Regions from separate parts of the Homo sapiens genome. Here all the other regions are linked to region 1. A link is a loop called in an ENCODE intact Hi-C map of the cell type or tissue named here. Cell type or tissue: psoas muscle. All regions are shown on one strand. Region 1 has its middle 26 kb from the start of SCIRT. Region 2 overlaps SLC29A1 (solute carrier family 29 member 1 (Augustine blood group)). Region 3 has its middle 2.6 kb from the start of MYMX.

Region 1 (2,500 bases):
ACCCCTGGGGCTTATCTGACTTGGACGAAGGTTGATTTGATGGGGAAAGTAAACAACTATTTGATGCCATCCCTGGACTCTATTTCTGACCATCTACTAGAGGCTTTGTGCCCTTCAGATACTGTGGGTGCTGTCAGGGGCTTACAGCAGCAGTGATCACATTCACTAAACACTTCCTAGCCCAGTCCTAAGCATTTTATGTGCCCAGTATAATCTTATCTTCCCAGCGGCCTCATGAGGTAGGTTCTGTCAGCATCACTGGGTTTCGCCCTGTGCTACAGGCACAGGAACCAAAGCTCAGAGAGGTGGGGTAACTTGTCTAAGGTCCCAGGCCTGGGAAACGGTGACGCTGGGCTGCCTAACCGCGCTGCAGTGCCACTGCACCATAGTTGGTGGTTGTTTGTGAGTGGAAGTCGGGGTGGGGGTCAGTGGTGACTGATAGAAGGAGACCCCAGCAGAGCAGGAAGCAGGAGAATCTGAGCAAGTGAAAGGGCACCTCATTCCCTGAGCGTGGTGGGGGGACTGGGTGCTCAGAGAGGTAAGCTTGTATGTTAGTTGGGAAAGGGGGGTTGTCTACTGGGAGTGAGGGGAAGGGTGGGAGGGGAAAGGTGGGGCCAGCTGCCAGAGGGAAGGTGAGGATGGAGAAAGGGTTATCAGTGTACTGAGGGCGCTACGCCCCGTGATCTCCCCCGACAGAGAAGAGTTCTGTCCAGCATTGCTTGGTGGCCAAGTGAGGGAGGAGAGAAGGTGGCTGGAGATATTTTGGGTCTGAGTCTGCAGGGCAGGGTAGGGGATGTGGCCCCTCTCAAAGGGTTTGCTGCCCAGGACAGGGTCAACTATGCCTTTCTCCACGATTTCTGGTCTTGAGCACAGCTCTTCCTGGGTGCCCTGTACAGGGCTCTACTCACTGAAGTGCCACCGACTCCAGGGGTGTGTCGTGTCTGACCTTGGTGGAGGGCAAGGAATGTGTCTTTTTGTATCCCCAGTGCCTAGAACAATGCTGGCACCTGGAAATATTGCTTGAACCTAACTGTCTTGTTTTTGTCTTCCTGTGAGTTCAAGGACAGGAGCAGTGCTTAACACACAGTAGGTAATGGAATATTTGTTCCAGCAGCCTGGACACTCAAGGGGAGAAGCCAGGGCTGCTGCTGCCTCTCTGGAAACCCTGTCTTCCCTTTGGTTTCTGCCTCTCCCAACCCACGTGTACACACATACACATGCCAACACATACACACTCAGACACAGGCTCATACTCAGACATGCATACTCATTCACACACTTAACATATATGAGCACACAACACATGCACACTTGCATGCACACACTATTTTAGTCAGAGCTGCTCCTGCAGAGTCTCTCCAGTCCCAGGGCCTGTCCTGCAGCCTCCTAGTGGCACTGCTGTGGTATGACCTGGAGAGCCTGGACAAGGACTCTTCTCAGTGTATTCACTCCTAATTTGTCCATGACAGATTTAGGCTCAGAGCTCAAGGGGGTTGCAGACTCTGGGTGAGCCTTTGTCCCTGCCCTTGAGAAGGTCCCAGTTGCCTAAAGCTCTTGGCCAGAACTTAAGGAAACCAAGGGCACAGGTGCATAGCAGTACCTACTGTGCCTGCTAGATGCTTGGCGCAAGGGATTTTGTTTACTCCTTACAACAACTCTATGAAGCAGGTTTTACTCACCTCAGTTTGTGTTGTGGACACTGAAGCTTGGTTGTTAATTAATTGCCCCAAATTGCATAGTAATGGATGGAGCCAGGATTTAGGCCTGGGTCTGACTCCAGAGGTCCTTTCTTTCAGCACTAGATGGAATCCTTGTTGGCAGAACAAGGGGGAGAAGAGGCTTTATGTTGCCCAGCTTGTCCTTTTGAGCACATAACATCGTATATGAGCCAGAACATAAAGGTATGAAAGTTAATACAGGTCGGTACTTCTTAGCTTTTATGGGCCCTTCGAAAACCTGAAACTTGCTAAGGGTTGTGGACCCTTTCCCCAGATAGTGCATATATGCAGAGGCATACATAGGTTACTCTGGGTACAATTTCAGGGATTTGAGGTCCCCCTGAAACCTCCAGTGGTTCCCAAGTTGAGAACCCCTGTGAGAGGTGTTTGCTAACAATGTGACAGATGAGAAGAGATGACTGTCCATGCCCTGCACAGAGCACATACCACAGTGCCCAGAGAGGTCTGTACATACTCGTTTCAGCCTGTTTTTAATAGAATTGGAAACAATCTGAATAGCCATCAGTAGGGGCCTGGGTAAATAAGCAAAGTCCATGTGTGCCATGGAGTAGCACACAACTGTTCCAAGAAAGGATGGTGTAGGTATAGATAGATGTAGCTCTCCAAGACATATTGTTGAATGGAAAAAAGCCTGTTGAAGAGTGATATACCTCACACATTATTGTGGGTTTTTTGTTTTTTTTTTTTTTTAAGACAGGGTCTCACTCTGTCACCCAGGCTGGAGTGCAGTGGTGCAATCTCAGCTCACTTCTGCCTCCATA
Region 2 (2,500 bases), 130 kb before region 1:
ATGAGGTCCAACTTGGTCTCCTGCTCCCCGGGTCCTTCAAGCTTGAGCTGCTGGTAGTAGCGGTAGAATTCCTATCAAGTAAGGGAGACGGGGGAGGTGGATTTAGAGGCAGAATCTCCAGAATCCCGGCCTCCTTCAGGTTTTGTCCTCAGAACACCCGTGGTCTGGAACCCCAGACCCCTATACCCCAAACCCCAGCTCCCTCCATTTACTCACCAGGCGGGGCAGGCCCAGGTAACAGATGATGGTCAAAATGATAACAGCACAGGCTGTGATAAAGTAGCCGAAGGCACTTTCTGATAGCTCCGAGCCACCTGGGGTGGTGTCAGTGATCAGAGACAGGCCCCATCCCCTCTCCCCACCACACCAGGGCACTGGGCAGGTAGATAGCCGGACTTACTGGCAATAGCGCAGATCATGGCCACGGAGGCAAAGAAGCCTGCTAGGCCCTGGCCACTCATGATGGGGGCCGTGTAGCTGGCAGGCAGAAGGCCAGCCAGACCAAACAGGCTGCCCTGCAGGATGGCACCAAATGCTGGGGAAACAGGGCGGGCATGAGCAGGGGAGCTAGGGCTGGTGGTTGGGGGTGCCCAAGAAGACAGATCCCTGTCATTCCTACTTTACTCTTGGTGAGCCTTGAGGCTGAGCTGCCCTTCTCTCTGCCCCCTCCCAGCCCTGGTCCAGGCCCACTCAGGCCTCTGAATCCCAGCTGCTCACAGCATCCACTCCCTCCAGGCGGAGGCTGGGCTTCTCTCTGGCTAACGCTGGGTCTGAAAAAAGAGTGGGGGTAGTTGGGCATGCCTCCTCCCATAGGCCCCCTCCTGGCCCAGCTTACAATTAATGAGCACGATCTTGATCATGGTGATGACAAAGAAGGGCAGAGCATCCAGCTGCACCTTCACCAGGATGGCAGTGATCAGAAACACCAGCAGGATGGCCACCAGGCTGCCCAGGATCCGTACGGACTGGGGGATCCTGCCGGGAGAGGCCAAGGGTGGCAGAGACAAGTGGGCAAAGCTGGGGCTCAGCCAAGGGGGTGCAGGACACAGTGAGGGTCAGGCTGGGGGCTGGGGAGGGGGTGGGCACTCACCTCTGATGCAGGAAGGAGTTGAGGTAGGTGAATAACAGCAGGGGCAGCATGGCACATAGGGTCATGACATTGTTGAAGATGGCACTGAGAGAGTTCCGCTCAGGCAAGGGTGCTGCAGGGGCGGCTGACGCCTGGGCGTCCTTGCTCAGTTCAGCAGTGACCAAGGACACATTCTGGGACATGTCCAGGCGGTTTGTGAAATACTGCAGGGGTTGCAGAGAGGAGTGTTGAAATCTCTTTCCCTGTGCCTACCAGCACAGAGTCAGATCCTGCAAGCACAGTGGGCACTGCCCCATGGAGCCCAGTCCCTCCAGCCTCACCTGAGTGGCCGTCATGAAAAAATTCCACGGGAGCAGCGTTCCCAGACCCAGCATGAAGAAGATAAGCCAGACAGCTTTGTATCTGCAATGGAGGAGGAAAGATGGGCCAAATGACGCACCATCCTGCCCCACTCCACAATGAGCCCCAGGAAAGCCCCTGTCCGTTGTCAGTCTCTCTAGGTCCCAGGGCACAGGGCGTCTGTGTTTGTGTCCGTTTGCATGTGTCCTCTTATGGGTGTGGGGGGAGAAAAGGGTACATTGCTCGTTGGAATTTGGGGTGGGGATGGGGTCAGGGTCATAGGACTGAATGGCATGGCTGACAGGACCATGGTTATCAGCCCTGGAAGGCTCGGGGGACTCTGCAGGCTGGGAACCAGTGTGACCCACACATCCGGAGATGGTTTTGGAAATCCTGCCGAAGGGCAGGGGGTGGGTGGATGAGTGAGAAAGCAAGCAGCAAGTGTCTTCCACTCCCACCAGGCAGGCTGGAAGTAATTATGCTGTCTGGTCAGGGACTGTGTTACTCCCCAGAGAGGATTCTGAAGTTAAGAAACTCCCATACTATTCTGGACCTACAGGGCAGGTGGGCAGGGTGCCTCAGGGCCGCTGTGAAGAGAGGGCCTTAGAGCCATTTTCTTCCTGGCCAAATAGAACTTTGTAGTTCATACCACCCAGGGCAGGCCAGGAGGTATGGGGCCACTGGAGGCCATCTGGGCCTCAGGGTGTAAATAAGGACTGTCCACCTTTGGCCAGGGCAATGCCCCAAGCCCTATACCTCAAGGCCCTTCCGGGTCACGCCAGCTTCTCCCAGATAGGCCTTGCCTGAAAGCTGAGTAACCCCAGCCCGGCCCATGTAGATCTCCAGTTGGGTTTGCACACCCTCCCCAGAGCCAACACCAGCTCTCTTCAGAGATGGCAGGGATAAAGCCCAAGGCAGTGAGAAGACAGGCCTGGCCAGAGTGCAGGAGCCTGGACCGCTGGCAGGCCTCATACAGGGATGGCGTGGTGAGCACACCACGTGAGCAGGTCCGAGTTAATGCAACTGCAGCCCCCCCAACCCCCTCACATACATGCTTCCCTTGGAGAAGCT
Region 3 (2,500 bases), 120 kb before region 1:
TGGAGTCTCACTCTGTCACCCAGGCTGGAGTGCAGTGGCGTGATCTTGGCTCACTGCAACCTCCACCTCCTGGGTTCAAGCGAGTCTCCTGCCTTAGCCTCCTGAGTAGCTGGGATTACGGGCACGTGCCACCACGCCCAGCTAATTTTTGTATTTTTTTTTTTTTTTTTAGTAGAGACGGGGTTTCACCACGTTGGTCAGGCTGGTCTCGAACTCCTGACCTTGTGATCCGCCCGCCTTGGCCTCCCAAAGCACTGGGATGACAGGCGTGAGCCACCACACCCAGCCCTTACCAAAATAAGTTTTAATGCAATGTCTACAAATCAAGACTCCATGATGCCAAGTGCAGTGGCTCACATCTGTCATCCCAGCACTTTGGGAGGCCAAGGTAGAAGAATCACTTGAGCTTAGGAGTTCAAGACCAGCCTGGTCAACACAGGGAGACTCTGTCTCTTAAAAAAAAAAAAAAAAAAAAATTAGCTGAGCATGTTGACGCATGCCTGTGGTCCTGGCATTTTGGGAGGCTGAGGTGGGAGGATGGCTTGAGTCCATGAGGTCGAGGCTGCAGTAGGCTGTGATCGCACCACTGCCCTCCAGCCTGAACAACAGAGCGAGACTCGGTTTTTGTTTTTTTTTAAAGACTCCATGATGAATAAAACATCAAGATTTTTTAAGTAAAGACAGGTGTGTTCACAGTGTGGGTACTGGCTCGGGGTTCGAGAAGACTAAATTCTTTGTTCAGTTAGGTCTGGGCTGGTCTTCTAGGCTAATTTTCCAGACCTCTTCCCCCTACCCTATGTTCCTGGGACATCTGTAAGTGGCTGGGGAGTTTGGGGAGGCAGTCATCTAATAATGGCCTTCGAAGGCCCAGAAAAGTGGCCCCGCATCCAGAAACCAAAGATTCTGACTCCCCTGAGACACTGTAGCCCAGCGGGTCCCCCTACTGGCCCCCTGTCCCGCCCGGCAGCGTGAGAACGGCGCAGACCTCGCCCCCACCCCACCCCGCCCCGCCAGGCCCCCCGGCCCCGCCCCGCGCACCTGCTGAGACTTTGGAGTGAGCATCCGGACTTGGTGGGGGACGGAAATTCCCAGGCCTGCGGGCCCCTAGTTCTCTCCCTCCTCATCTCGGGGCTGGGGCCATAGCCACAGCTGGAGAGCGCAGCCCGCGCCGGGCCTGACCGGTGTGGGCCGCCGGGCGGAAGAGAGGCTGCAACAGGCGACCCCAGCGCCCGCCCAGAGCTCCGCAGCCAGCTGCGTCCAGTCCTCGCGGCTCAGGGGCGGGGAGACCAGAGCCGACTCAGTGGGAGGGGCCCTTCGGGCCTGGGACTGGCGGCCGGCGCCTTTGGGCACCCGAGGCTCCGGAAAGGGACGGGGTTAGGGGCCCAAGGGCTCGGACCCCCTTCTCTCTGCCCCTCCCCCTGGGTCGCCTCCCTGAGACCTGGGAGCACGTGCACTGGCTTTGAAGACTCCCGAAGGAAACCGATGGGGTAGTGAGCAGGGACGGCGTGTGGCAGGCAGAAAGCCCCGCAGGGCTGGGGGTGGGGCGGATAGCTTGGGGCTCACTTCTTTCCCAACCAAGCCTTCTGACGGGTGTGGGGAGGGGACTGGAATCCCAATTGGATCCTGTACTCCTCACTGTCCTCGTCTGAACCTAGATAGAGCCCAAGAGTCACCCAGAGAGAGAGGATTATTGCCTGGGAACAATAAGCAAATTATCCGGAGGCTGGGATGCAAATGTGTCTAACTCTTTTTTTTTTTTTTTTTAAGACGGAGTTTCGCTCTTGTTGTCCAGGCTGGAGAGCAATGGCGCGATCTCGGCTCACTGCAACCTCCGCCTCCCGGATTCAAGCGATTCTCCTGCCTCAGCCTCCGTAGGAGCTGGGATTACAGGCATACGCCACCACGCCCGGCTAATTTTGTATTTTTAGTAGAGACGGGGTTTCTCCATGTTGGTCAGGCTGGTCTCCCGACCTCAGGTGATCCTCCTGCCTCTGCCTCCCAAAGTGCTGAGATTACAGGCGTGAGCCACCGCGCCCTGCCCAGACTGCACTTTCTAACTGTGTTTCCTTAAGCATGTTGACTCTTCTGAGGCTCTTATTTGACCCCTGAGGGGCCTCCCACTAGGGAGGAGGAAATGATGAAGTCAGTTCTTAAGGCAACTCACCCAACCCTAGTCTCTTCTAGGGTGGGATGACCCTCAAGGGGATGCATTTCTGCACTGCCTCCCTGGGTGGCCTCCCACCCAGTCTCTTAGCAAACGTATCACCCCTCTTCCCACCACCACTAGCTGAGAAGTCCTCAAACTCGCTGGAGGATATTTTCCTCCCTACTGTGAGCTAGCCAGGCAAACTTCCTCCTAGATGGACTCAAGCCATTTCTGGGTCACAGTGTGACATACTGACCGAAACTTAGCAGGGGGAAACAACTTCCAGGCTGTGAGGACTGAAACCACGATGGAATAGGTAGCAAAATAAACCCTTGTACAATTGTCCATCTCTCC

The links. Peaks named below come from ENCODE experiments on the same cell type or tissue, not always from the same donor. Only the 100,000 strongest peaks of a DNase experiment are listed, where the experiment ranks them.
Region 2: it touches region 1 in a loop (2.6-fold over the local background); 64 of 110 quality-filtered maps call a loop at or near these places.
Region 3: a loop joins it to region 1, with 2.9 times the contacts of the local background. A loop is called at or near these places in 3 of 110 quality-filtered maps.

What each region holds. Positions count from the first base shown.
Region 1 is chr6:44,099,136-44,101,635 of GRCh38, reverse strand. No RefSeq gene overlaps it. Among named protein-coding and RNA genes, the nearest start is that of SCIRT, 26 kb to the right of the region's middle. RefSeq lists a silencer at 1,230-1,524 and an enhancer at 2,430-2,500. In psoas muscle, a CTCF peak has its summit at 1,392 (motif pointing left); a DNase peak (open chromatin) is centred at 1,378; H3K27ac peaks cover 1,496 bases.
Region 2 is chr6:44,228,382-44,230,881 of GRCh38, reverse strand. It overlaps SLC29A1 (solute carrier family 29 member 1 (Augustine blood group)), which reads right to left. Exons shown (of 13, transcript NM_001372327.1): 3 at 1,411-1,492; 4 at 1,091-1,293; 5 at 836-975; 6 at 401-535; 7 at 217-314; 8 at 1-71. Among named protein-coding and RNA genes, the nearest start is that of SLC29A1, 6.0 kb to the right of the region's middle. In psoas muscle, no CTCF peak of the experiment used is centred here; a DNase peak (open chromatin) is centred at 1,271; H3K4me3 peaks cover 2,109 bases; H3K27ac peaks cover 2,500 bases.
Region 3 is chr6:44,218,321-44,220,820 of GRCh38, reverse strand. It overlaps a transcript of SLC29A1 not described here. Among named protein-coding and RNA genes, the nearest start is that of MYMX, 2.6 kb to the right of the region's middle. RefSeq lists silencers at 908-1,007, 1,238-1,467, 1,355-1,649. In psoas muscle, no CTCF peak of the experiment used is centred here; a DNase peak (open chromatin) is centred at 1,250; H3K4me3 peaks cover 2,100 bases; H3K27ac peaks cover 2,500 bases.